Linked DNA regions of Mus musculus: all the other regions are linked to region 2. The links are chromatin loops, found by intact Hi-C in ENCODE. Cell type or tissue: gastrocnemius. All regions are shown on one strand. Links, peaks and the distances in the headings refer to the core of each region. The heading gives the core; the rest is flanking DNA.

What was found. A loop is a pair of places that touch in the nucleus more often than their neighbours do. Peaks named below come from ENCODE experiments on the same cell type or tissue, not always from the same donor. Only the 100,000 strongest peaks of a DNase experiment are listed, where the experiment ranks them.
Region 1: it touches region 2 in a loop (2.6-fold over the local background); 7 of 42 quality-filtered maps call a loop at or near these places.
Region 3: a loop joins it to region 2, with 3.0 times the contacts of the local background. A loop is called at or near these places in 5 of 42 quality-filtered maps.

What each region holds. Positions count from the first base shown.
Region 1 is chr4:148,057,334-148,064,710 of GRCm38, reverse strand. Mthfr (methylenetetrahydrofolate reductase) reads right to left here. Exons shown (of 12, transcript NM_010840.3): 12 at 5,149-7,377. It overlaps Gm13201 (a long non-coding RNA gene), which reads left to right. Exons shown (of 10, transcript XR_004691353.1): 9 at 3,987-4,230; 10 at 6,610-6,718. Among named protein-coding and RNA genes, the nearest start is that of Gm13201, 16 kb to the left of the region's middle. In gastrocnemius, for the core only: a CTCF peak has its summit at 4,168 (motif pointing right); DNase peaks (open chromatin) are centred at 3,517, 4,140 and 5,527; H3K27ac peaks cover 1,782 bases.
Region 2 is chr4:147,956,474-147,963,850 of GRCm38, reverse strand. No RefSeq gene overlaps it. Among named protein-coding and RNA genes, the nearest start is that of 2510039O18Rik, 19 kb to the right of the region's middle. In gastrocnemius, for the core only: a CTCF peak has its summit at 3,499 (motif pointing left); a DNase peak (open chromatin) is centred at 3,475.
Region 3 is chr4:148,162,313-148,169,525 of GRCm38, reverse strand. Fbxo2 (F-box protein 2) reads right to left here. Exons shown (of 6, transcript NM_176848.1): 2 at 5,071-5,451; 3 at 4,571-4,700; 4 at 4,403-4,498; 5 at 3,753-3,882; 6 at 3,109-3,561. The coding sequence ends at 3,427. Among named protein-coding and RNA genes, the nearest start is that of Fbxo2, 5.3 kb to the right of the region's middle. In gastrocnemius, for the core only: CTCF peaks have their summits at 2,273 (motif pointing right) and 5,200; DNase peaks (open chromatin) are centred at 2,950, 3,805, 4,467, 5,238 and 1 more place; H3K4me3 peaks cover 1,048 bases; H3K27ac peaks cover 317 bases.

The DNA of each region.
Region 1 (7,377 bases), core at 1,622-6,621, 100 kb before region 2:
GCTGGCTGCTCGCTGGGCCTGGAATTGGAACTGTGGGGCTGTGATGGGTCTGTGGAAGCAGCTGCTGGCGGGATGGTGGACAGTGCAGGAGAGTCCAGGAGCGAGGCCAGGGACTGGTGCGAGTGGCCTGAGCCACTGGCTCTCCTGCTGATAGAGGGAGCCAAGGACTGGGTGGGGACACCTGGGAGAGGAGAAGACCAGAAGGGTCCCTTAGTGACACTCCGTTCCAGAGCCATCTCAGAGCCCAGGATTGGATCACGGAGGGTACACCTAGGACTGGGTGGGTCTCTGCTCTTTTATCTTCTGCTGTGTGGATCTTGAGCAAGCCACTTAAGTACTCTCGGTCTGTGGTTGGCCATCTGTAAACCAGGAATAAGACTGTGCCCACTTCACCGAGTGCCTGTGGGGATCCTGGGGATCCTGTCAGTCCACAGCAAACCCTGGGCTAGAATATCAGCACCTCCCTCTTCCCCATCACCTTTGCCTTGCCTGGCCTCCAGATGTTGCTGGCTTAAGCTCTAAGGTCCAGGAAGAGAGAGTCCTGGTGCTCTCAGGACCATGATGCCAGTTAGGCAGCAGAGGTAGAAGAAATAGGCTTGCAGAGCAAGGAGCCTGTGTGCGGAAGGAAGGGGATGAATCCCCTCTAGCTTCCCAGAATCCTAGCTCCGCACAAAGATCTTTATCCCTGTCCTCAGTTTGACCCCAGCCAAGTTGTAGTCACCTCTCCAGGAGACTCCCACCCCTTTCTGAGCAACAAATAGCCTCAACATTTTATGTAACTAAATGGGGATAGAAATTAACTTCAGTTCTGGGGATAGAATACAGCGCTCCAGTCTACCACTGAGCCACACTCCCAGCCACTATTACAGCTTTTTTTTTTTTTTTTTTTTTTTTTTAGTTTTTTTGAGACAGGGTTTCTCTGTATAGCCCTGACTGTCCTGGAACTCACTCTGTAGACCAGGCTGGCCTGGAACTCAGAAATCTGCCTGCCTCTGCCTCCCGAGTGCTGGGATTAAAGGCATGTGCCACTACACCCGGCTCAGGTTATACTTTTAAACCACAGACTTTTAGCATCTCATGGTGTCAACAAAGCAAGAGAGAGTCCAATGGCTTAGGGGGCCCCCCCCCCAGCTTCTTTCTTTCCCATCAGGCTACCAGTGAGGGGTCACCCAGGGCTGGAGCTACATCTGAAAGCTCTGTGGGGGCTAGGCACCTACTTCTTAAGTTCCCTTGTAGGGGTGCTGGTAAGTCTCACTACAGGGCATCTCTGCAGAACCCACTCATCTCGGGTTCCGGGGCCAAAGCACCTATCTCTTTAGGGCCTAATTCTGTACTTTTACTTACTGAATCATCTTGCCAGCTCAGTGGCAGCCATTTTCAATGTCCTGTATGCCCACCAGTACAGACTCGACTGTCTTAGACAGCTGGTGCCCTGCCCACTGGGGCCAGCCACTTCTCCAGCTCACTACTTGTCTCTCAGGAATGGACGTCAAATTTTCTGGTTTTAAAAGAGAAATCAGAATCTAATTTTTTTTTTTGGGGGGAAGATTTCTTTTCTTTTTTAACCATGAATGCATCTGTGTATTTGTGTGAATGTAGGTCACATGCATGCTGGTGCCCTCAAAGACCAGTGGCATCAGATCCCTGAAGCTGGAGTTAGAGGCAGTTGTGAGCCACTTGATGTGGGTGCTGGGAATGGAACCCAGGCCTCTAGAAAAGTAATACAGGCACTTACTGCACAGCCATCTCTCTAGCCCCTGCAAATCTAGATTGGAAGTTCATTTTATTATTGTTTGTTTGAAGAAAGGGTCTCTTGTGGCCAAGACTCACCTCCAGTTTGCTGTGTAGCTGGCCGAGGGTAACTCTGAACACTCCATCCTCCTCCACCCACCTTTCAAGTGCTGGGCTTATAGTCCTCTGACACCATGCCTGGATTGTGCTATTCTGGGGATTGAGCCCAGGGCTTTATACACATGAGACAAAGCATGTGTTCTTGAAACAGAGCTATATACCCAGCCCCGAGAGTTTTAAAACTGAATTCTTCCAGTGCCTAAAAACATTGCCAACATCTTCAACAAAAAGTCTGGGAATGGCATTCTCTGGGGAGTGTGGGTTTGACATGGGCAACATTCTGGGTTCAGTCCCCAGCACCAAGAAAAACAAAACAAACAAACAACAACAACAACAAAACAAACAGAGCCTCAACTTCCTGAATACAGTGCCTGGTAACCAAAAGCATTTTAGCCGGGCAGTTAGAGTGTAGGGCAGAGGGCTGGCTGAGCAGGAAACAGGGAAGAGGCTGGGGGGGTCCCCAGTGGCTCTCAGTCTCTCTGGCCCCAGGGCAGCAGTTTCTCTGTGAACAGTACCAGAGGTGGGGACAGGTCCACCTCCAGGTTCTTCAGAAGGCTGTGTCTAGGGACTGGAGCGGCAGCAGGCTGTAGCTGAGATGTCTTCAGGGGTAGGGGCTTGTGGGGTAGGAGGGGTCTGCCCTTGCCACCTGGGAAAGGCAGGGAGCCCGGGCATGAAAAGCTCTGGGGATTCCCACTAGAGGTCTGGGACTTAGGTGAGATGGAGAACTAAGGAGAAAGCTGGTCTGAGCCAGAGGAGTTGGTCAGCAGCCTCGCTTTACTTTTGGGGTTGGTAACAAGCCTCACAATTCACCTCTTGACCAGGCTAGCTCTCTGACTTCAATAGGCCAGTGACGGTGACAGAGGTAGGTGTTTCCTTTAGCTCTGAGGAGATTTAGGCCCTCAGTCCTCTTAAAGTAGCCAAGAGAGGATGAACTCGTATAGCTCAGGCTGGCCTCCAACTGCCTCTGGTTAGCCAAGGATAGCTTTGAATCTTGATCTTCCTGCCTCTATATAAGGTGTGCTGGGCTTCTGGGCATAAGCTACCATGCCTACTTTATTTAGTGTTAGGGATTGGACTCCAGACTTTGTACTAGGGATTGAACCATAGGCTTTGTGTACGTTAGGAAAGCCCTTTACTAATTGAGTTAGATTCCTAGCCTTGCAAGGTCTTCAAGCCTGGGTTAGCCTTAGGAACCCCCCTGCTTCAGTGCTGGGATCTCAGGCATTTCTGCAGGTATCATTTTGAATAAACACAAAACCCAACTGAGAATCAACATCCCTGCCCCCTGCAGCTCTTTCCAGGCCTAGTGTGACCATATGAGGGACATAAGAGTGTCAGAGGACCAGCGTGAAGACTTCCAGGACAGCCTGAGAAGAGACCTAGGGGCCATACTCGATAGCTTGCAGGAGACCTGTAGAGCAGGGACCCTGGCACAGGACCAATATGTGGCCTTTGTCCTGGGCTGGAGAAGCTTTGTGCGGCAGAGTTGAGTTGTCAGGCAGCTGTGGAGGACACAGGCCCAGCAGGCTTTTGCAGTGGGGCGAGTCACCCTAGGGTGGTGCCATGAGGCCTCAGCCCAGGTGGCCCTGTACTGGATCCTGTGGATGTACCAGCCCTGCCTAGGCCAGGTCTACCAGGCTCATGCTGCCCAGCAGCTGACAACGCGGTGAGTGCCCGAGACCGGAGGGCAACCTCACACCATGCTTCCAGGCGAGGTCTTGAACTTGGATTTTGGTAATGGGGAGCACATTGCGTGGCTGAGTGGTACCTGTCTGTCTGTCTGTCTGCCAGGAGGACAGAGACATCCTGATCTTTGGAGCGGATCCCAATTCTGTCACTTTCTAGTGTCACCCATCCTTGGAAAAGCTCCTGACTTTAACTGCCTTATGTCTTAGCCTGGGCAAGTGTGCGCATGCACTCAACAGAAGTGGGCAGTGCACTGGCATTCCCCAGGGGAGGGGACAGGATGTAGCTGTTAGCACTGCCCTCTCTGTCCCTTGAAACAGGACAGTTGCCTCTGCTGTCTGATATTTTACCCCTTTCATGCATATTTGGTGGATCATCAAAAATAGGGATGGGAGGGGCCAGGCTGAGCATTTGTCTTTGGCTCTAACAGGCTCCTCCTTTTTCTCCAGAGTCCCAGAGGTCGGGATGCAGTTAGCGGCCCAGGCTTATGTCCAACAAACTGCTATCACCCAATGCTGGCAGCGGCTTCGGGGTCTCCTTAGGACCCACCGGGTTCAGTCTCAGTCAACTCTGTTCAAACAGAAGCTGGAGCCACAGACCCAGGCACAGGGCATGGACTTAGGACACTGGCTTAGGCTGGCCAGCAGAGGGCATCTCCTGCTACTGACGGACACCACATACTTTTGGATGCGTGTGAGTTGTGTGTGTGTGTGGTGTGGTGTCAACTTTCCAAAACAAACCCTTAAAATCACTTGGTTTCTGCCCACGATGGGATTGTGGCTAGACACTTCTCCAGGGGCAAACATATTTACAGACACCACACAACCCAGTGCAGGGTGGCCAACAACAGGGTGGAAGCGGGAGGATCCATTAGCAAACCTCTTGAGTGACAGCCCTGTGCAGGTCTGCCTTCAAAGGGTCTCTATTAGGGAGATGGACACTGTTTAAAAGTGTTTGTGGCTGGGCACGGTGTTGTGTGCCTTTAATCCCAGTATTAGGAAGGCAGAGGCAGGCAGAGGCAAGATCTCCGGGAGTTTGAAGCTAGCTAGGGCTGAATAATTAAACTGTCTCAAAGGGGGAAAAAAGTATCCATGGGTGAGCAGGGTGTCTGGGCAGGTAAAGGCACTTGCCATGCCAACCCAATGACTTGATTTGATTATCACAACTGATGTGAAGGCAGAAGGAGACAATAAACTCCAGAGTTGTCCTCTGGCTGTCATGCTCACCAAGGCATGCCTGCCCTTCCTGACACGTATACCACAAACACCACATAGTTTTTTTAAGAGAGACGCTGGACAAATGTTCACTAAGCTACACCTTCAGATCTTAAATTCAGTTACAGCACCATCTGGGAGCTGGAGAGATGGTTCCATGGTAACTGGTTGCTCTTTCTAGAGGGACCAGAGTTCGTTTCCCAGCACCCACATCCACATTGGTGGCTTTCAACCCTGTGAAGCTCAAGCTCCGGGTGATCTGTTGACTCAATGGCCTGTTCTGGCTTCCATAGGTGTGTGCACACGCACGTGCGCGCGCACACACACATACACACGCACACACATACACACACGCACACACACACATGCACACAAAAATAAATTACGCTAAGCATTTAAAAACAGCTATATGGAGACAGCAATTTTTTTTTAATTGGAAAAATGCAATGTGCTCATTTTAGAAAATAAAGTAGAAATTTGGGTTTTTCTCTTTTCTGTACCAAAAAGTCACCTTCAGACCAGAAGTTCTTAGCTCTGACACAACAGTGAGAGGCTGAAGGCCTATCAGGAGGAGAGAGATAATCACAAATGCCAGGTGCAAGAAACAACACTGCCTAGAGGTCTGCAGATGTAACTAGGGGACTCAGCCCAAGTCCCTGGCAGGCTAGACAGTGTTCCCAAAGACAATCTGGCCTCACCAAGACTCTTGCTCAGATGCCAGAGGAACAGAATTAACTTTGGAAAGAACATAAGGCATCAAAGTGGCTTTGCCTTTGAAACAGAATTGCAAGACTAGCGTTGCTGGGTTTCAGAATCCTCGTACGGGCTCAGGGTGCTGGCACACCATGGGCCTCATGCTGTTGGGCTTGTTGATGTTACAGGCTTTGTAGACCCAGCTTATACAGTCCAGGTGGCTTCAAGCTCATGAGGCAGCCTCTCGCCCTCTTGCCTCAGCGTCGTGAAATTTCACCAGTACACTAGAACCTTTTAAAAGTATATGTACTTTCATTCTCTTCTTGTTAGTGAAGGCAGGGCTGATATGCTGATAAACTGAGGTTTCTAGAAACACGCAGACACTGAGAATGGTACCCAGGGTCCTGCTCTTTACCACAGGTTCATGCATGCCCAGGTAGCCTTCCCCTGGCAACACGTGCAGGTGGCGAGCCATTCTGTGGTGCTGTGAATCCCCTGTGTATGCTGCATTAGTTGGGAGCCCAGACCTTGGAGTCAGGCCACATGTGAGAGGCAAGGCTTCGGCAACATCTAAAGCTTAATTCAGGAGCATAATGTCAATCTCAGGGCTGGCCTGAGCTCCACCGCAGTACTGAGCCAGCCTCTGCTTAGATGTTTTCAGCCAACGGGGAGGATGGTCAGAGGGAGCTGTGCCACTACGGGTGGCTTGCCTCATCTGGGGGTCTTGGGACTCCTGAGTGTCAGGTGAAGCGCCCCATTATGCACGCAGGTGGGAGCCTGCTCTGGCAGGAGGCAGGCAGGACCCCCTTGTGGTCAGCAGGGTCAAGCCCATTGCAGTTGGTCCTTGTCCCCCTGCTCTTCCTTCAGACTCACAGCTGCTGGCCACCTGCTGTAGAGAATGTGCTGCTCAGCCTGGCACGGCCACATGGAAGAGGCACAGAGGACCACAACCTGGGCTTTGAGTCTCAGTCCTCAGGCCACACCCTTTGAAACAATGCCCCTGTCCATCTCTTCTTGAGTGTCCCAGCTACTTGAAGAATTCCCTTCTTTTCCCATTAGCGCCTTGGGCCAGCCCACAGCCTGGAGACTTGAGGGGTAGGTGGGTGGGGCTTCTGTTCTTTTAAATCAAGGCATCATCCTCTCCTGACCCAAGTCTCCTTTTCAGGTGTCACAGAGAGACCCCTCTGCCCAGCCCTCGAGTTCTGGCTGCCACTGCCTGCACGGGCCCTCCACTGGCCCCCTACAGGAATAGGTGAGCCCTGCAGCTCTGAGACTAGGGCCCTGAAGGGCCAAGGCCAGGCTCCTCAAAGGTGGACCAGCTGTGCATGGGAGGGGTGGTCAGTCCCTTCAGGCAAGGGATTTTTCAACTCTGGCAGAATGGCCGAGCCTGGGCCTCTTGTTCTTTGCTGTTGAAGAGGTTAGATGTTCTTGGCCTGCAGGGACAGGTACCTATAGTGTTGGCATAGTCAGGTTTCCCAGCAGGCCTGGAGCCTGGCAAGGGCATGGCAGCGCTGGGTAGATGTTCACTGGGTGGAGCAGCTGTCTTGGGCTCTGGTAGGGAGGCTCAGCTCCTCTGTACCAAGCAGAGGCCCTGGGAACAACTCCCCACTCATCCTATGTATCCCTTGGCTAGCTGGAGGCACTAACTACTAATTGCACCTCATGCCCAAAGCCTTAGGGATGGGCTCAGGTGTGATCACTTATTAACATTTCTTAGGTGATGGCCCCTTGTCACATCTCCTTCACCCTGGGGTGGCAGCAGAAGGGCCAGGGCTGACAGGATGGCAGAGGATCTTTTCTATCAACTCTCTCTGTAGCTCAGACAATGGCACCTGGAACAGGCGTGGAGGACATGGCAGAAAAAGGTCCTTCAGCTCCGGGTGGCTCAACAGCTACACCAGAGAGAAGAGAGCCGGGTCCTTTTCCAGGTGAC
Region 2 (7,377 bases), core at 1,515-6,514:
AGAGCCCCTCTCTTAGACCTCGGTTGGTGCTAATGTCTTTTTAGGAACCAAGGCTCTAATTTTAGTGTTCCGGCCTTTGACACCTTCTCGAAATAGCTCCCTGGTTTCACTCCTATCCCTGCCTCTTCCTTGGAGGAGGTGAACCCCCTGCGCGTCCCTGTGATCCCAGTTGGTGTGCAGTCTCCAGACCATGTATGGGTTTCGGTGTGGCAAGTTCTGTCCCTGCCGTGTTTATGAAGCTGGATGAAGAGGACATGTTTTTGGCCAAGGGCAGCAACTGGCACCATGAGAAGACCTCCTCCAGCCATCATGGCCTGGCCTTAGTGAGTGTTTCCTCCCCTCTTCCTCCCTGCCAAATTCCATGGTCAGGCAAGACACAAATTCAGGTCCCCAGACCCTAGACATCAGGGCTGCCTAAACAAACTCATATTAATCTGTAGGAGTTGGGTGTGAGTGGACTACTTGAACTAGGGAGAAGGTGCCCCTACCCCTACCCCCCCCCCCATCTTTTTCTGTGCTTTTTCTCTATCTCCCACATAGTGGCTCACCGAGCCTGAGTCCTTGCTTAGGTGCCAGCTGCTTCTTGTACAAGATTTGATTCAATTCTCTCAAGTGTTTAAAATTGTCCCCGAGGTCGCACAGAAGCCAAGGAATGAATCTAAATTCAGGAAATACGGCTCCCAGCCATTTGCGGGTCACATGGGACTGATTTTTTTTTTTTAATCCTTGCAATTTTCTTCCAGCTGTCTTCGTCTCAGCCCCTCCACAGAACACTCTATAGCACAAAGCAGCCCAGAAGGGTGGACTGAGGTCATAGCCCAAACTCTCAGCTGCACGGTTATAAGCTAAAGTGGCATTCCCAGAAGAAGGAGGTGGCTTAGCCAGGAAGTGACGGATCTGAGAGACAGTCACGTGCAAGGCCAGCCACATCCTGGCAAAGGAGGTGCTTCCAGGAGATGGCTAGTGGGGAGCAGCCCTGATCCCTAGGTAATCAAGACCTCCCACCTCCCCACCCCTGCTTTTGCAGTCTTGGGAATAGAAACAGACACCTTGAGCAGGCTGGACAGTCACTCCACCACTGAGACACATGTGTAGCCCAGGAAAAGCTCCCTAAGTGGAATGATGGTTGCTGGAAACGTGGTGATTGAGCAGCTCTCGGGATCGCAGCCCATGAGGGCTCAAGCTCTTCTGGGCAATGGATGCATTACCAAGAAGAGAAGCTAGACTGGGCCTTGCAGGTTCTTCTTCTGCAGTCAGAGGTCAAACCCCACTTGGAAGGGCTCCCCAGTGGGCAGTGAAGCACCCTCCTGGGGCCTCTCCAGCAGGGCTCCTGCCTTGCCACCCGGGAGACTGACCAGAGGGTCATGATAAGCAGAGTAGGGAAAGACAGAGTGGAAGGGGGTGAGAGGAGAGGTCAGATTCCCATCCCTGCTGGTCCACTCTACTTTACCAGAGGAAAGCATGGTTCTGGGCTTTAGGAAGCTCCTTTATTTCAAACCACTGGCTTTTGACACCCAGGACAGACCTTGTAGTTTATTCTTGGAGAGGATAATGGCTCTTCTGTAAGAAGTCAGGGCCCAGCAGATCCACAAGTGCTTCCCAGTCTCCTGAGCTGGCTCTCAGCACCAGGAGAGTTGGAGAAAGCAAGCGAACACTGAAGTAGAGAGGTCAGAAGGGAATCATGGCAAGGGTAGAGCCTAGCTCTAGGGGACTGCAGCTCAAACACGCCCACATCCAGGGATCCTGCAGCGAGTGATGCCAACCAGTGGCAGATAGCACCTCAGAGCCAGCTGGGGGTATTGCAGGCATAGCAGAACACTGGGGCCCAAAGTGCTCAGAGGGCAGGAGGAGTATCTCTCAGGGGAATGGGACCGTTTTGCCAGATACAGCAGTAGAACAAAGGTATTATGGAACGCTTAAAATGGTTTTCTGGAAAACTCTGATTTTGAAATGATACTAAAAGGTTGAGGTCTGGGTGTGGCTCCACGGGAGAGCATTTAACTTAGCACACAAGGACTCAGGTTCCCTCTTCATCACTAGAAGGATGACAGCAAGAACAGAAATGTAAATGTTAAGTTTTCTAAATAAACATGTCTGCAACCGTGCCCAGCTGTGGTGAGAGATGGGAGGCAGCCCAAATGAATGTTATGCCTTTCTTGTTTAAAAAGGATATTGTCAGGCTGGAGATATGGCTCAGCGGTTAAGAGTACTGACTGCTCTTCCAGAGGTCCTGAGTTCAATTCCCAGCAACCATATGGTGGCTCACAACCATCTGTAATGGGATCTAATGTCCTTTTCTGGTGTGTCTGAAAAGAGCTATGGTGTAGTCATGTGTGATATATATATATATATATATATATATATATTTTTTAAGTACAATGTCTTGGGCATGGGCTATGGCACAGTTAATAGAGCGCTTGCTTAGTGTGCATGACTGCACTGAGTTCAGTCCCCAACTCTACACAAGCCAGGCATGGTGGTGCAAACTTGTAACCCATGACTTAATAGGTGGAAACAGGAGGACTGGAAGTTCAAGGTTTTTCTCAACTACACAGCAAGTTTAAGACCAACCTGGTATACAGGAGACCACGCCCTTATCCCTCAAAGACCCTATATTGTCTTTCCTGTCTATCTTGTAAGCCATCCTGGCCAGGTCAGACTCACCCATCTAACTAGATGGAATCCATCTAACCAGACTAGGAAAACTGAGGCCCCACTAAGTGAAGTACTTGGGAAGTGCCATGCAGCATCAGTAGAATTGAGGCTTAAGCTGTCTTTTATTCCAAAATGGGTGCTCTCTCCCATCTACCATGCCAAAAACTATGGGGCAAGGAGAGGAAGGGTTGGTCAACAGCGCCAAGACCTACTTTTCCGAGGAGTGCTGACCCATGCCCATCATCCTTGCTCCCTGCTCTCAGCATCCTCACAAAAGCTCAGAGTGGAGATCAAGTGTCTGAGGTGCTGATGGGGCTCGTGACAGACCCATCTCTGTAGCTCTGTAGATGGTCCTCACCCTGTGGGGCTGTTGTGGAATGCAGAAAGGAATGGCCAGCAGTGTCGATGATGGATAGATTCCAGTGTCCAAGCTGAGACTGTCTGCCTCTGAGATCATACCCCATTCACAAGCTTCCCGTGGCCCCTCACCCCATCCCTGAGCCTCCTCACCTTCTAAACCACAGTCTCACCACTGCCCCTAGGGTCCTGAGACATGGGACTTCCCACAGAGGAAGGACAGCTCAGAGGCCTCCAATCAGATCCCCCCCCCCACAATAAGCTGGCTTGCTGCAGGCTCTGGGAGCCAAATGGACCCCTTAATGTAGCCCCCAAAAGAAGCTCACTGGAACCAAACACAGCCTTTGCCCATTTGGCAGTGGGCTGGGGCAGGATCTCACTTCCGCCTACCCAGGAAGCTGTGGGACAACTAACTGTTCAGTGTCATCCAGAGGGGGAACTGGTCATGTTACCCAGGTAAGGAAAAGGCCTTCAGCGCCACCTGCTGGAGATAGAGTAGCAGCATTCTATAGGGGACATCCCAAGGATATGAGACAGAGGCAAGATTTGAGTAGGGACAAGGAGGGGATGAAGGGCCTCTCTGGAGGCCTACACTTGACTACAAATAGGCATAAGCATCCTTCTTGTAGTAACATCAGGAATTCGAAGCTGGGAAGCTCAAAGCCTGAGCCTGGCCTTACAAGGATGGGTGGGTGGGTGGGTGGATGCATGGATGGATGGACAGATGGACAGATGGACTAGTCTCCTCATCTGTGGTATGGGCTGATAACAGCACAGACCCATGGGGTCAGATTGCTCAGGTATCACAAGCCAGATAACAGCCAATGTTAGTTCTCTCTGGAGACTGGGCTGTGTGCTTGTTGCAGTAATTTTAAATTTTATGTTTATTTTATTTTTCATGTATATGAGCGTTTTGCCTGCCCATATGCATCAGGCACATGCCTGGTGCCTGTGGAGATAAGAGAGGATGTAGGATTTCCTAGATGTGGAGTTATGGACAGTTGTGAGCCACCATGTGGCAGTAAAGAGCACTGACTGTTCTTCCAGAGGACCTGAGTTCAATTCCCAGCAACCACGTGGTGGCTCATCACTGTAACTCCAGTCCCAAGGGATCTGACATGTTCTTCTGGCCTCAGGACACATACATGTATGCGCAGGCACACATGAAGGTAGAACATGCATACATATAAAACAAATAAATACAAAAAAAATAAATCTTTGGTGGAAGTATATATAAGCTTAGATCACATGGCTTGTTTTAAATATGTCAGTAAATGTATTAGGCTAAGACTACAGGGGATCATGGCAGCCATGGGCCACAATCATCTACATCCATAGACTTTTTTATTATACAAAATATTAGAGGCTGAGGATATATCTCAGTTGGTAGAGAGTTTATCCAGCATGTGGGAAGCCTGTGTCCTAGCTTCACTTCTGTTACCGTGAAAAGATACTTTGACAAAAATCACGTTGGTGGAGAAAGAGCTAGTCTTAGCTGACAGTTCCAGCTTGCAGCCCAATGTTCCAGGGACATCAGGAACGGTGAACCCCATCACATCCACAGTCCAGAGCAGAAAGAAATGGAGGCATGCACCCTCAGCTCCCTTCTTCTGTACATACAACTCAGGGCCTCAAACTATGGAATCATGCCCCTCCCCACTTTCAAGCTCTGTCCTCCCACATCAGTTAAGGAAGTCAAGACTGTCCCCTGCAGATGTGCCCACAGGCCAACCTGATCTAGACCATACCTCACTGAAAATCTTTCCCCCGAGTGAGTCTAGGTTGTGTCAAGTTAGTTTAGTTAACAACTAGCAAACATATCCTGGAACTGGAGACCACCAAGTACAACCTCCTCGCTTCATATGACAGGAGAACTTCGACTTCCTACAGAAGACTCGGGTTCGATTCCGTGCACCCACATTATGGCTTACAACCATCCATAACCCATAATCCCAGTTCCAGGGTCTGACACCCTTTTCTGGACCCTGCAGACAGTGGGCATGTATGTGATGCATAGATATGCATGCAGGCAAACACCCATACATGCCTGGTGGTGGTGGCACAAACCTTTACTACCAGCAGTGGGAGGCAGAGACAGGTGGATCTCTGAAGTAAAAATTTCTGGTTTCTTTGGAGACACAGTTGTGTCATGCGATGTTTTTCTAGAAACTGTCTTATGAGAGGATGTTTTGCTGAGAACAGACCCATAGTGGTTTTTTTTTTCTGGAGGCTGCCTAGAAAAAAGGGCATGTGATGTTTTCTAGAGATGTTTGAGAGAACACTTGATGTTTGGAAAAGGTATAAATACAACCCAACAGACAGTGGACGACACTGCGTGGTATTGATTTGATTTGTCACTCTTTACTGATCATCATTTGAAAAATATTAGCCTACAGATTGCCGTGAGTTCGAGGCCAGCCTGATCTACAGAGTGAGTTCCAAGACAGCCAGGGCTACACAGAGAAACCCCATCTCAAAACAACACACACACACACACACACACACACACACACACACACACCTCGCATCCATAAAATAAAAAAATCATTAAAAAAAGAAAACTATACTCCACTTTCCCTCCAAGGAGCCCACCCCTCCACCCCAGCTCCTGTCACTGTGGTTTATGGGTGGCCCTATCCATACCATAGCAATGTATGTTTTCTTTCTTCTGCAATATGTGGGATCAAAGGCTCTCTGGAAGCCATTGTCGTCTGTTGTGAAGGAACCTGTAAGATGAAAGTGTATTTCTGAGATAGAGAGAAACGGACTCCCAATGACAGCATTTGAGACCTTGGATCCAGCCATGCCTGGAGTTGCATAGCAGGAGCTAAATTACCCTCTTTTCTGCTTAAGCCACATTGAACTGGGGCTCTTACTGTGAAAAGCATGTTCTACACCTCTCCAGCTTTGGTCTGTTTCATGGTGGCAGCTCCTAGCTCTCCCTCCTGGGCTTCCCCGGCCACCAATCCCGACTTACTGACCAATCACTGGGTCCCCTGGAAGGGACAGAGTGTGGGCTTGGACTGGTCACCTGCAGCACGCTAGGCTGTCCTTTGGACACCGGAGTGCCTACTCTCAGGGAGCCAGAATGTTTTCTTAGTTTCTTTGCCATTGGAGAAGAGGAAACCCATGCTACCTACTCCCGAGAGTGGAGATCCTGAGGTGCTTCAGGGGTCATAATGGAGTCAATATTAAGGATATATTTCTAGAATCAATGAGTGAGCTTTATTGGGCACTGAGGAATCCCCGTGCTGCAGAGAAACAGACGTCAGAATGACACAGAGCTGCAGAGAACCCAAGAGCCTTCGGGATGCTTCTCTCTTGGAGCTGTGTGACTGTGTGCGCAGCCACGGACGATCTCGTCAGTTCCCCAGTTTGGCCTATGAGCCTGACGTAGTAGTTCATGTATGTATAGTGGCTGAGACTAAGGGTGTGGTAGCACATGCCTTGCATGCTCCAGATGAAGACAATTTGGGGGATACTCTGGATGGGAGATCGGCCCTGTCCGTGGTGCTGAAAATCGCCGTTCACAATGGTGCTCAGCTCCCAGCTCCCTACAAGATGCTTCCTCTCGGAAGGCTTTGTCTCACTGGGTCAATGGTCACAACATCTCTACCTTCAGCCTCTGTACTTGCATGTTCAAATACTGCCTTCTGCCCTATAAAACAGTCTATAATGCATTCTGGATGCTTTTTTGAGTAGACTTTTGTTTTTGTCTTTTGTTTTACTGGGCTGACCTCTAATTGACAGATCTTCCTGCTACTACCTCCCAAACACTGGATTCAGGGTACATACTACTACTCTCGGCCTACAGGACTGCCCACTTGGTCTCTGGGCGTCCCCAAGTCTTATGCTGAGTCTCTGAATCCCACTGTTATCATTTTTAAAGTGATTGATCTGGGCTGGAGAGATGGCTCAGAGGTTAAGAGCACTGACTGCTCTTCCAGAGGTCCTGAGTTTGTGTCTGAAGTCAGTTACAGTGTACTTACATGTAATAAACAAACAAACAAACAAACAAACAAATAAATAAATAAATAAAGTGATTGATCTGTTCCTACCCTCACCACATTTGAGAATTCCTGATTTTTACCCTCAACTATTTCTGGAAAATTGTTCCTTTTCTCTCTCCACCCCTAGCCTCTCCATAGAGAACCAGCTACTGAGATTGGCAAGTGTCACGGCAATGGTCCACATCTGGCAGAATCTCACGAGGGAACAGAGCTAGCTAGCAGTCATGTAAGAGAAGAGAACTGTGAGGTAAAGTGCTCTGGAGATGAGGTGTCTCCCTCCTCCCCAATAGCTCCAAGGCCACTGTGACTGAGGACCCAGGAGTGTCACGCTGTCCATCTGGTCCTCTTCTCCTCT
Region 3 (7,213 bases), core at 2,214-7,213, 200 kb before region 2:
TGCCCTTGGCCGAGCAACCCGGTCACCCTCAGTACTCCTTTGTTGGCGCTGCTGTGGAGACCAGGTCCCTGAGTAGCTGGCTAGAATCCCACTTCTATGAAGGACTAGAGGACTGTGTGACCTCAGGGAAATTGCCTGCCTTGTCTATGCTTTGTCTCACTCGAAAGAAAGAAAGAAAGAAAGAAAGAAAGAAAGAAAGAAAGAAAGAAAGAAAGAAAGAAAGAAAGAAAGAAAGAAAGAAAGGAAGGAAGGAAGGAAGGAAGGAAGAAAGGAAGAAAGAAAGAAAGAAAGAAAGAAAGAAAGAAAGAAAGAAAGAAAGAAAGAAAGAAAGAGAAAGGGAGAGAGAGGGAAGGAGGGAGGGAGGGAAGGGGAGAGAGAGAGAGAGAGAGAGAACAGGGACTGGAGAGATGGCTCAGCACCTAAGAGCACTTGCTGTTCTTTTCAGAGGACTCGTTCAGTTTCCAGAACCCACACCAGGAGGCTCACAACGAATGGTAACGTCCACTCCAAGGGATAGGGTGCTCTCCTCGGGCATCCGCACCCATGTGGCTACACACAGAGAGACATATGCACATACACATATACATACAAGAAATAAAAATTGATATTTAAGATAGTTTTTATCCTTTCTTGCTACTATATTTGATTTGGGGTTTTCTGGGGGAGAGGGTTGTGGTTTTCTGTTTTGTTTTGTTTTGTTTTGAGACCGGGTCTTATTGTGTAACTATGGCTGGCCTAGAGCTCACTATGTAGAGACCACATTGGTCTTAAACTCATGGAGATCCACCTGCCTCTGCCTCCAGCACAGTTCTTAATGGGCGCCCACTGAGTAGGGAGAGTGTCACCTCATGTTGGCCGCTGGCTTCATTTGATTGTTTGTTAGTCATGTTTCTCCCTCTACAGTGTGAACGCCAGCAGAGGCTGACTAACTGTGATCTCTTCCTGACATGTAGTAGGAAGTCACATTCAACTCATATTCAGTAGCAATGCATATTCAACTTGTTGCCCTAAGAGAGAGAGAGAGCCCTTGGCTGCCACCTGCTGGCTGACACGTGGAATTTTCCTTGAGGAACGCTGACCTCAGCTCCTCCTCGATGCCTCCAGGGTGGTGGGCTCAGCCCAGTTGAGGGTTAAGAATGAACGTGGGGGCTGGTGAGATGGCTCAGTGGGTAAGAGCACCCGACTGCTCTTCCAAGGTCCAGAGTTCAAATCCCAGCAACCACATGGTGGCTCACAACCATCCGTAACGAGATCTGACTCCCTCTTCTGGAGTGTCTGAAGACAGCTACAATGTACTTACATATAATAAATAAATAAACCTTAAAAAAAAAAAAAAAGAATGAACGTGGATCACAGTACCCCAATGCAGACTGACTGTATTGCTATGTTGATTCCGGGTGCCACTTGCCATCTTATTCTGTTTCATGTTAGGGAAGGGTGGTGACAATCCCTGTTCACATCTGAGTGGACAACAAGCACCCACTGGGATGCCCAAGAACTCACACTTCACCTCCCTGAGCAACACAACCTCCTGACCGCCACGTCTCTGTCAACCAGATGGTCTCCCAGAACTACTGAATTTAACTGTCACGCCACACTTCAGCCAACTCCTTGGGTCTCTTAGGTGGGTTCCTGACCCTTGAGAAGCCTTTTTCTTTCTTTTATTTTTTTTTTTTAATTTTTTTGGCCTGAAAGGACAGCCTCAGTGCTCTGGGCTCCCTCTTCTGAGCCAGGTAGGCTCCACACACATATTGCAGTCCTTTGCCCTAAAGCTCTACCTTACCTAACATTCATTACAACCCAAGCTCACGAGTTTATGCTCCCTTCCATTACGCTAGGCCCGAGGCCACCAGTCGCTCCTCTTATGATTAGCAATTAAGGTGGGTGGGACCTTGCCCTCCCCTCAGACTCGGAGTCCCCTTAGAAAGGACTGGGGTGAACGGGGGAGCTGGGGAGTTTGGAGTGGAGATGGCGTGGAGGTTAAGAGCACTTGCTGTTCTCCCAGAGGAGCCACATTCAAATCCCAGCACTATGTCAGGCTCACAACCACCTAGAATTCCAAAGGCAGGCGATCTGATGCTTTTTCTTTTATGGGCACCAGAACGGGTCACACACACACACACACACACACACACACACACACACACACACACACACACACACACGTAGTCCCGGAAGACCCAAGACAGAGACTTAGAAGCAATTAGACAGAAGGGTCAAGGAACTAAGGCAAGTCCCAGCTCAGGCGGCTGTCCCACCTCACCAGCAGGTGGCACCAAACCACAGACTAAAAGATGAAGGCAGAGCTGGGGGTGGGGGGGGGGGGTCACAGTGGCTCTATTAGGACAACAGTGACAAGACCTCTCCTCACCCCCAGTCAGCCATGGAGCATTCTGGGAAGGAGCTGAGATGCCAGAAAGCAAGTAGCCTAACCTACAGCCTAACACACCCTCCCCACGGCCTACCCCAAGCATGGCACAGAAAGGCAGCTTGTAGATAAAACCAATCCTGGCCCAGCCAGGAAGGCTAGCATAAAGCAGGGATGAATAAAAAGAGTAGCCAAGATTATTCTTCTCTGTGTGTGTGTACGCGCGTGTGTGTGTGCGCGCGCGCGTGTGTGTGTGCGCGCGCGCGTGTGCGCGTGCGCGTGTGCGTGTGTGTGCGTGTGTGTGTGTGTGTGTGTGTGTGCGCGCGCCACTCCACAGCCTTCATCTCTAAGCCCAAGAGAATGCTATCCAGACCTGGTGGCGTCACTGCCAAACTGCTCCAGAGAGGGATAGGAACAACGCAGCAAGACACAGCCTAACTACTGGGCCAACGGAGCCTGTTGGGCAGGCACCCCACACTCCTTTACCAAGCCCTGTTGTGGATTCTGGGCAGCTTGGATGTCCTCAGGCGCCAGGCTCAGCCAGCCCCTCCTCAGACTCACAATCCAAGCCTTTGTCCGCTGGCCTGCCCAGGCCCAGCTGGCCCCACACCAACCCAAGAGCCCCTGGAAACCCGAGCAGCTGGACGGCCACCAAGTACTTTTCCAGGCCGGGCCAGGGGCCCTGGGGAGACGGAGCACGATGGGGTGGTGGAGATGTCCATTCATCTGTGCGTCCATTGTTGCGTTCTTTGGACAAATATTTATTGAGTGCCCACTTTGAGGCAGGCACAATGCTAGGAGCGCGGGATCCAGCAGCAGCCCCATACCCCCTCGGATCGTACATTCTAGAAGCGACTGCCCGTGGAGATGCAAATGAAAGCCATCCTACAGTAAAGCAACATGTCCTTCTTTCCTCGGGACCAGACTGAAGGAAGGGGCGGGAGAGAGGCAGGTGCAAGGCGTGGGCGAGGCAGGTGAGGATGCTACCAACTAAATTAAGGCCTTTCTACCCCAGAATTCTGCCTTAGAGGGCGGATGGTGGGGGTAGGGGAGGTCGTTCAGGGTTCCACCCACACGCTACTGTTGGTCACCCGGGCCCCGAACCAGCCCTTCCAGTAGACCGAGTCCTGCCCTCCGTGCTCGAAGCGGACAAAGCGGACACCTGGCCCGTAGTCGATGAAGGTGTGGGAGATCTGGGGGTGAAAGGATAGCACGTCAGCCTCAGGGGTCTAAGGCTGTCCTTGCCGTCCCACTTGAGCGCAGCAGCCTGACCCCAGCTCTAATTGTGGGCTCTACTTGCACAGGCTCCACAAGCCGGGGACGGAGTTTCCACAAGCTCTACCCGGGATATCCCCACCCTGCCCCCTCGGCCCATCGGGATCACCTCCATCCAACTGCCGTCCTCTGGCACAGCCACCTGTCCTGTAGCGAACTCCGCCAGCACATCTTCGTTCTCCGACAGCAGCCTCACAGTGAGCTCATACAGGCTGCCCGCATCAGTGCGACCCGAGTACCTGCAGGGGAGTGGGAGACACAGACCTCACCTGCTGAGAGCCTCACTCTGCCAGAGATCTCTTCTGCCTATCCCAGCATCCCTGCCGGGCAAGTGCACCCCCCCCCAGCAGTGTCCCCATTTCACATATAAAGAAACTTCGTCCACAGAGGAGACTGGGTCCCCCCACCCCACCCCCCAGCCAAACTCAAAGTGAACCAGACCCAACCTTGGAACCAAAGCCATCCTAGGAGGGACACAAATGTGTGTGTGTGTGTGTGTGTGTGTGTGTGTACATGAAGGGGGTAAGCAAGCCTTAATTTATTAGTAGTATTCTTGCCTTTTAAACACGAGAAAGTGCACACCCATTTGTTAACATTTTAAACTCAAGGCAGGAATAGCTTTCCACCAGTTGCCAACCCTTGCGGACCCGTGTTCCACGTGTCAACAACACTGAAAGTGTGGCAAAGAGCTAATCCCTCCACCACCACCACCATTTCCCCTTTCCCTCCAGTCCCGAACCCTCCCCAATAGCTGCTCACCAGTCCTTCACCACGATGGCGGGCTGGGTGGTGTCCAGTAGCTCCTCCCAGTAGCCCTCTGCCTGCAGATCAATGACCTGCGCTTTGCGACACCACCTGGGGGAACAGGCGTCAGGACTCGGTGGGCCCTGCTTTCCCCTCCCTCTCCCCCTTGCCCCTTCTCCTTACTCGAAGGAGGAGGCGAAGTATTTCTTAACGCTGTCATCTTGGGTAAATTCCACCCCATTGTCTCCGGGCAGTTCCTCCACCCTCCAGCCGTCCCCACCGTGCTCCACGTCGCTCCAGCCCTCCAAGTCCTCTGTAGGGATAAGACAGCCCCACCCTGGTCACACAGCCCCTCGCTTGAGGCTGCGGCAGGGCTGACTTTTGCCCTGACAGTGAGAGGTAGAGTGGCATGGGTCCTTTCTCAAGGTCTCAGGGGGCAGACAATGAGCGACGGAAATGTAGGCACTTCCTCACTCCTACCCCAGACCCAGTGTCCACAGGATCTGTCCCGCCCCTGTTCACTGAGAGTGGATGCCTTGGGAAGAGAGACTCCCCAGGGAGCAGAGGGATGCTCTGGGCTAGACAGTGCACCAAGCGCTTCATCTCATTTAACCTTGAAGCGGGCGGGCGCCGAGGGCCGTTTTCTAGAAGAGACGGTGGGCATCCAATTATGCGGCCCTCACCTTCCCCACAAGGGTTGCGCAGCAGGTTGCGCCTCCTCTTGCTCAGAAAGTAGAACTGTTGCCAGTGGTCCCGCTCCTCATCAGCGCTGCCCTCGGGCACCAGCCCCTCCTGCTGGCACTTGAGCAGCCACAGTGGGGCGCCGTCCACCAGCTCCTTCCAGCGCAGGCACACCAGGCGGCAGGCCTGCACCAGCTCCGTAGCTGGCAGCTCGGCCAGCACGCGCAGCAGCAGTGGCTCCGGCAGCTCGGCCAGGTACTCCACGGCCTCCGCCTCTTCCTCCTCCTCCGCCTCCCGGAGCTGCTCCTCCTCCGCACTCGCCTCGGCGCCCGCCTCCTCTGGCTGCTCCTCTGGGCTCGCTTCTTCGGGGTGGCTCACACTCTCTGCGGACCGGGAGAGTAAGGGAAAGCTGTGACTCCCAAACTGTGCCACTCCACGTCCCACTTTGAGTAAACCACGGCAGGGGGCCAGAGGTTCTTAACCCGGACTTGCTGGCACTCGAGGCAGAAACAAGCACATCTCTGTGGGTGTGAGGGCAACGTGAGGGATACTGTCTCTCTCTCTCTCTCTCTCTCTCTCTCTCTCTCTCTCTCTCTCTCTCTCTCTCTCTCTCTCTCTCTCTCACACACACACACACACACACACACACACACACACACACACACACAAGTTCTGTAGTCCTAAACTGTGTTCAGGGAGGAAGCCCACCCAAGGATACAGAGCCACAAATACTCCTGCTAAGCCAGAATTGTTTCAACTGTTGCTTCCCCCTGCAGGGCTAGTAGACACTCACAGGAATACGGGATTAATGATGGGTTAGTTCTCCTAAGGACCCTCCCAGACCTCTGGGTCCCTCGCTGCCTCTGGGAAGCCTTCCTGGATCTACCTTTAGCATACCCTCTCACTGCACGAGGGTCACAGGCATTCAAGGGCACCTGAGCCTCCGTACTTGCTCTGGTTGTTTGATAGCAACCTTTGTGTACAATGGACTGACCTCAAGGATGTGGCCTGGGAGACACCACTTTTGTCCCTTGTAGAGTCAGGAGCTACTGAATTTTATCAGCGCTTATGAGCAAGGTACTGCTCTGAGCCTTGGAATTACTCCCTCAATCCTCAACCCATCTCCTTCAGGCTGGGCCCAAGTCTGCTTCACGAAGGGACAGAAAAGTGACAAGGTCCAGAATCACACACCGTATAAGCAGTTGGGAGCCTGTGTTTGAATCTGTTCAGTCCAACACAGAAGCCAGCTTTAACAGGCACCAAAAGAATTGGTTGAGGACTGGAGAGATGGCTCAGTGGTTAAGAGCACTGGCTGCTCTTCCAGAGGTCCTGAGTTCAATTTCCAGCAACCACATGATGGCTCACAATCATCTGTAATAGGATCTGATGCCCTCTTCTGGTGTGTCTGAAAACAGCGACAGTGTACTCATATACATAAAATAAATATTTTTTAAAAAACTGGCTGAGCCGGGCGTGGTGGCGCACGCCTTTAATCCCAGCACTCGGGAAGCAGAGGCAGGCGGATTTCTGAGTTCGAGGCCAGCCTGGTCTACAGAGTGAGTTCCAGGACAGCCAGGGCTACACAGAGAAACCCTGTCTCGAAAAAACAAAAAGCAAAAAACAAAAACCTGGCTGAATTGACAATCTGGCCTTGGTTTGGATACTGTGGATGCTCAGCTGTGAATATGAAGTGACTTAGTGTAGGTCCCACTGGCAGTGTTAGGGAAAGGGACACTCAAGGGCTCTGGGTGAGGAAAATGAGCTCGAGATCCAGCTAGCCCCAGCCAGCCAATGGGAAAGGGAAACAGACAAAGAGAGATGCTAGGTGACTTGGGAAGAGTCTTCCTCCCCTCTTTTCCCATCCCTCACCCTCAGTCTCCTCATCTGTGAAATGGAGTCATCCTTGTGTCAGACTGTCAGATTTATACTGAAATTCATCCCCTTCCCACAAAGGAGCAAAGCAATGGGGACATCCACTCTTGCTAAGCCAGTGGGGACGCCTGACTCCACAGTGAAGACTGGGAGACAGGACAAAAAGCACTGCCTCCCAGGCTGGGTTCTCCAGGTCAGCCCACTGAATACCCAGGCTGCTGTGGGCAGCTGTGTATCTCTTGGATCTCAGCGCGCCTCATCTGGGCCACCGAA